Linked DNA regions of Homo sapiens: region 1 is linked to region 2. Evidence: chromatin contacts called from ENCODE Hi-C or POLR2A ChIA-PET data. All regions are on one chromosome and are shown on one strand. The core of a region is the stretch at or near the end of the contact, and the rest is flanking DNA. Distances in the headings are between cores, read along the strand shown.

Region 1 (2,888 bases), core at 225-2,724, 120 kb before region 2:
ACATTTATGAGACCTTTTCATTACTTTTTAATTTCCAAAGTTTCATTTAAGCTCTCAGATTTGACAAAAACCATTTTACTAAACATATTTTTTTTTATTGTATATGGATAACCTTCAAGACCTAAAGAAATACCATAGTGTAAAAATATGAAGGATGTTAGCTACACAGAAGGAAACATGTACTTAACTTTTTTATTCTCTAGAAAAGAAAACATTTAGGTCTTGGGTTAGTTTCCTACTGAGAATCGTAAATTCAAAGGTACATTAATACATCATTACCCTTTAAAAACAATTTATCACCAGGCTTGATGATAAAATCGTTGCAAAATACCACAAGAAACCTGTTTTAGAAATTAAAACTTGGAAGCTAAAAAGTTAAACATTTTTTTTTTCCAGTGAATTGAGAGAAAAAGGCATCCAACAAATTAACTTCAGCTGGGTCTTCCATTTTGATGACATTTGTAAACCCAAAACAGAAGCACAGCCTCAGTAAATGCACCTTCTGTGTACTCGTAATCTATACAAGACATGGGGTCTGGCTCAGAGTTGGGGGGTCTGCCCGTGGGGCAGTCTTGTGATCCAAAGTACCAATGCCACGTGAGGGTCCTCCAGGGATCAATGGATTTTCTCCTCAGCTTTGCTTTCCTTTAGGCAAATAAAGCCAGGATTCCTCTAATGAGTGGAAAACATCTTTTATGAGTTCCTAGTTTGGCAAGACAGGAGCTATTAGACATCCACGGAGATGTTTTTATCCATCATTTGTGCTATTTGGCAACATTGCCTCAGTGCTGAGAAACTGGGTCAGTAAAAGTTATTACTAGTGATAGCAGCCTTAATTAATGATCATAGTTGTGTTCTAGCAGTTAAAAGGAATAAAACAAGTCAGAAACCAAGTTGTCTGTGTGTGTTTTAGAGAACTGGCATTTTGTAACTCAAATTCAATGGAATTCCATTAACTTTTTTGAGAAGGGGTGTCTCTGGACTTGAGCCTATCCATAGTACCAGAAGCAACAAATTTTTAGAAATGATGTCAGATTTAATAAAATAGAACAAGCATGTTATTTCGCCACCTTTGAACCATCAGTGACAGATTTACTAGAGTCCACCAGTGTACATTTTGTAAGATGAATCACATGTATTTTTGTCTGTGCACAAATGTCTAAGATCAAGTGTTTAAAACCCCAGAGTTCGTGGATTAAATGGGAAACACACATGTACTTTGAGCATGAAATTTCAAACCCAGGTAATGGCTCACAAACTTCTGTCACAAGTGGTGTACCTTGGGAGGAAATGAATGTAGATGGAGAAGAGGGGTAACATCTTTGCTTTCTGTTATTTTCCCACTTATTTTAATAGAAATGTGCCTAAAGGCAAGTGACTGGAAAATAGTGGCCAAAGGACAGTAGAGAAACCAAACTGGCCTCTAGGTGGTGCTTGGAAGCAGCGTAGGGAAGGCTGGCACTCTTCACGGTGAAAAGGGTATTAGCTGAAGCCCAGTAACCTGCAGGCTCCAGGGTAACGTCTGCATCCCAGTGTGGCCTGCTCTGCAGTCTCCACAGGTGATTACTGGGCCAGTTGAAATACATTTCTCTTTTCACCTATTCCTGTATCTGTTAAATTGTTATTACAATTATAGCTCATGTCGATAAATCATTGCCGTTTAAAGTCAACAAACACTTATTCAAAGGGTTTTTGTCAAGCAGGTCATTCTGCCACAAAGCTGTACTTAGAAACATCTGCCTGCTTCTCCCACAGTTTCCTATTTGCCCAGCACTGTCTTGTCCAGATGGAGTATGCTGGACCTGCAGGAGCTAGGATTCTGTTTGCTTGCAGGTGGAATGTTTCCCAAGGGAATGTTTTCTCTTTATGTCTTTTTTTTTTTTTTTTTGGTAAAGTTTTTAAAAGGTATTATAGCTGCTACATTTGATATCAAATACGAGTCTGTAACTCTTGTTAACAACATTGGCCATCAATAAAAACAAAGACAACCCCCGCCCCGGGGAAATCATAATAAAATGTGGGTAGATGTGTAAATCCACACAAATCTATTCCTATTCACATGCTGACTGAAAAGGGAAGCTTCAGCATAAAAATTTAAGAATCTGTAACTCCAGGCAGATTTTAACATATACTTTTTTTTTTATTAAATATGTAAAAAGATCAATGCAAGTCAAGTTATTCACATATTCAGAGACAAAAAACTATTCTACCATGCGACAATAGGTGGGTAATGTAAAATGAATGTGATACATCTGAATAAGACTTTTTCATCTATTATGTCATTACTTATCTATATTTATAATTAACAATACATATGTTTACATTCCTTTCAGTTTACATTTAATATATAACAAAAGCTTTATGGTGTCCTATTTAGTAAAAGTAATCTGAATGCATATTAAACCTTAACGGAATAATGGAAATACTCACCAGGGAAGGGAAGAGTTCTTGGTTCCCTTCTGGAATTTACTTCTCTCAGGTCAACAGGTGTTTTTCTTTCTTTTTTTTTTTTTTTTTTCCTGCTTTTCTGCTTAGAACAAATATGGGCTTTCTCTTTGCCCCCTGCTTCGATCACTTCCTATCTGACAGTAGCAGTGGAAGTGCTATAACCAGCCGACAGCGGGCACGAGGGGGGGTACTAAGGATGAAACTGGGCTTCCTGAGAGGGAGAAGTGGAGCACGCAATCAGGGACGCTTCCTGCCCAGCCCGATGACATGTGACCAGGGGCCGCTAAGGAAACTGTTCCCTGAATGCCGAGATGAGAGAATAATGGGGTCCCACCATCCATGGGAAATGAGGGGGGATCTGCAGAGGCTGGAGGTGCAGCCTAAGAGGACTGACTCAAATTCAGCTGTTAAAGATTCCCCAAAGCATCTGAGACACCATC
Region 2 (2,700 bases), core at 7-2,506:
AAGCAGGTCAGAGGCATGCACAGAAATTAGGTTGCGGCCATTGGTTTAGACAATACACAGTACATTTAATGAGGAAGCTTCTCTCCTACTTGGCTCCCTCTCCAGATCTCCTGCTTGAGCTAAACTGATAGCCAGCACTTAGCTTTGAATCCTCAGAATGTTTTTCCCTCTCTACCCATCTGTCTGATTCAGACATCATACCTGTTCATTTCACAGGGGGACAGGTATGTCCTGCCCATTCCTCTCCCGCTGCTCACACCCTGCTTCAGACACGCTCCTTCCTCTCACCTACCTCATGAGTCTCTCTAGAGAGGTTTCCTTGCTTCACAATCAATTCACATCTCACCACCAGCTCTATCTTCCCTCCTTTCATTTTTAGAAGTCTTCAGGGGTTCCCTATCATTTCAAGACAAAAATTCTAAGTTTTTCTTTTGGCACTGTAAAACCTAACTACCTTTAGAAACTTATGCCCCACCGTGTATAGAAAGAGTAAGATTGAATTTGGTTTCGGCCTAACCTGGAATGTTAGTTTTGCCACCTGGTATCAGCATAAGCAAAGCTTCCTCTGTACTTGGTAAACAAAGAGAAGAACCTGTAAACATTCCTATTTGGAATCCTTCATAAATGCTCTTGGAAGAATCTATTACTACATCTGATTATTCCACTGGACTATGTTCAGTGGAACTGCTAGACTTCTAAGCTACTGTTTGAAAATAACTTCAGCTTGCTTTATTAAAAAACTACAGAGAGGACGGCAATTTAGTGAAATGAATTCTGATGATGTAAATGTTAACAGTATCCGAGTTGTTACCTCTGAGTCCCTGTCCTCCTAGGGTGAAGAGCACATAGAGTTGGGAACATTCAGCCACGACTGTCTCATCTTTATAACTGCTTTAATTACAATCGAGTACATCATTAAAGTCAGAATCACAATGTTTTAAGCTCATTAAAATATCAGCTAAAAAATTCATAGGGGATTATTGGCTGGAAGAAATGAAAAGTTATAGCATTGCTATTTCCTATTGATGGTTAGAACATGCAAAGATCCACAGAGGGTAAGTTTTGAGGCTGGATGACAAGCTCCAAAAAAAGTTTCTTTGGCCAGTCACTTACATTTGGACACAACAGGCTGAACAGCAGCTTCACATTCTGCACGCAAAACACTCAACTCTGGGTAAAGTAAATCATTCCACAAGTGGCCTCCTTCCACATTCACAGTACTTGAGAAGAGTTCCTGAAACTTGGACACAGTGCTGTGGAGCAGAGCCAAGAAACTTCACAGTGGTTATGAAACAGCTGCAAATCCATGCTTATGTCATGCTTTGTACAAATACTCTATAAAGGACACATTTGATCAAGAGTAGAAATATGGCTTTGCTAGTACTAATCAAGGTGAGAAGCTGGATTTCACTAAAAAGACTTCAGAATAACCCTCTAGTGTTTCCCAATTATATAATTCTAAAATTTATAGTTAACCTGTATTTTTTTATATTTTTCTCACTCACCCTCCAAGCAAATTCATCATTGTATTAATAGCTACTCACAACATGGAGAAAGAAAACAAGCAGCAACGAATTAAAGAATCAGTCCCCTCAGAGGTTAGCACTAGTTTATCTGACAAAAGAGAATGTCCTATAGCAATGAGAGATGTTGCCATCCTTAACATTGTCTATGATATAAAGGACAATACTAAATTTACTGAAAAGGTCTATTTCTAAATTCCCCTTGAATATCAGCCAGGCAAATGTAAGAACCAAATTTTTGCATGATTATAATTCTCTCCAAAATGGGAAATGAAGGTTAAATTAACTTTCAGATCCTGATCTGCAGATACTCGTAGTAAATTTTATTCATCTTCAGATTCTCTTCTTCATTTACTGAATAAAAGCAAGTTATATCGTTATCAATAGAACTGAAATAGGTTCATTTGCATAAAATGCTTTGTTCTACTTCATTCTGAAGAAAACAGCATTTATAGTCAAAAGGCTTTCAGCAACTATTGCAAAAGATACTTCATGAGTCAAGGATGCTGTCAGAGCATGAATAAAAGGGAGAGGGACACAGAGTTCATCATTTACAGAGGGGTTGGAGAAAATCTCTATTCCTCCTAGTTTCAAGTTAGGAGTTTAAAAACCTTTAGGAACGAGGACAAAGACCTGAAAGTTGCTAAAAATCCCAGCTCATGGTACCAGAACAAGATAGCTCCAGAACTCTGAGTGCTTCTAATGCAATAACACTTGGGCACTTTCCCCCTGCTACAAACCAAATCATTGAAAGGTGTCTGATAGAGCCAGCATACACTGTTAGCCTGAAGCATCAACGCTTTGTTTATATGAACATTATGACCAAAAAATTATGTTATTTAACTTATTTTTTACTGTGCCCTACGGTGGTTCTTTATGGTAGTATATTTGACATTTGTGATTAAATAAAAAACAAATTTAGGTTGTCATATTCTTATTACGGTACATACTTGACAATATTTGACAATATAGTAAAATGGTTATATTTTGATTCCTCAGCTATCCTGGAGACATAGTACTCAGTGAAAAACAGCAAGGCATCAGTAAATAAAAAAATTAAGAATTATCCTGGGCATCATTTAGTCAGTGGCTTCAGTTTCAATTATCTCTTTAATGAATCTAAAAATATTATTCATCTTTGCTTCATATTCATTTTTTAACCTGTCCTCTTCAGAAC

Evidence for each region. Hi-C counts contacts between places; a loop is a spot of excess contacts on that map. ChIA-PET counts read pairs that join two places held with the same protein, here RNA polymerase II (POLR2A). Pooled maps may share reads with other maps.
Region 1: a loop to region 2 is called in a map of gastrocnemius medialis, with 5 times the contacts of the local background. The contact joins two enhancer-like sites. A Hi-C loop is called at or near these places in 48 of 168 maps with a recorded cell type or tissue (B cell, CD4-positive, alpha-beta T cell, CD4-positive, alpha-beta memory T cell and 30 more), 36 of 37 single-sample maps with no recorded cell type and 34 of 50 pooled maps. POLR2A ChIA-PET finds 5 or more read pairs at or near these places in 16 of 52 experiments (CD4-positive, alpha-beta T cell, CD4-positive, alpha-beta memory T cell, CD8-positive, alpha-beta T cell and 11 more).

The regions. Positions count from the first base shown.
Region 1 is chr18:35,142,702-35,145,589 of GRCh38, reverse strand. It overlaps MAPRE2 (microtubule associated protein RP/EB family member 2), which reads right to left. Exons shown (of 7, transcript NM_014268.4): 7 at 2,120-2,888. Among named protein-coding and RNA genes, the nearest start is that of ZNF397, 97 kb to the left of the region's middle. Within about 2 kb of position 1,474, at least 7 of the 41 ENCODE cell types and tissues checked have a DNase peak (open chromatin) inside an H3K27ac peak, as active enhancers do; they include gastrocnemius medialis and heart right ventricle, where a contact is called at or near this core.
Region 2 is chr18:35,023,712-35,026,411 of GRCh38, reverse strand. It overlaps a transcript of MAPRE2 not described here. Among named protein-coding and RNA genes, the nearest start is that of MAPRE2, 16 kb to the left of the region's middle. Within about 2 kb of position 1,256, at least 10 of the 41 ENCODE cell types and tissues checked have a DNase peak (open chromatin) inside an H3K27ac peak, as active enhancers do; they include gastrocnemius medialis and heart right ventricle, where a contact is called at or near this core.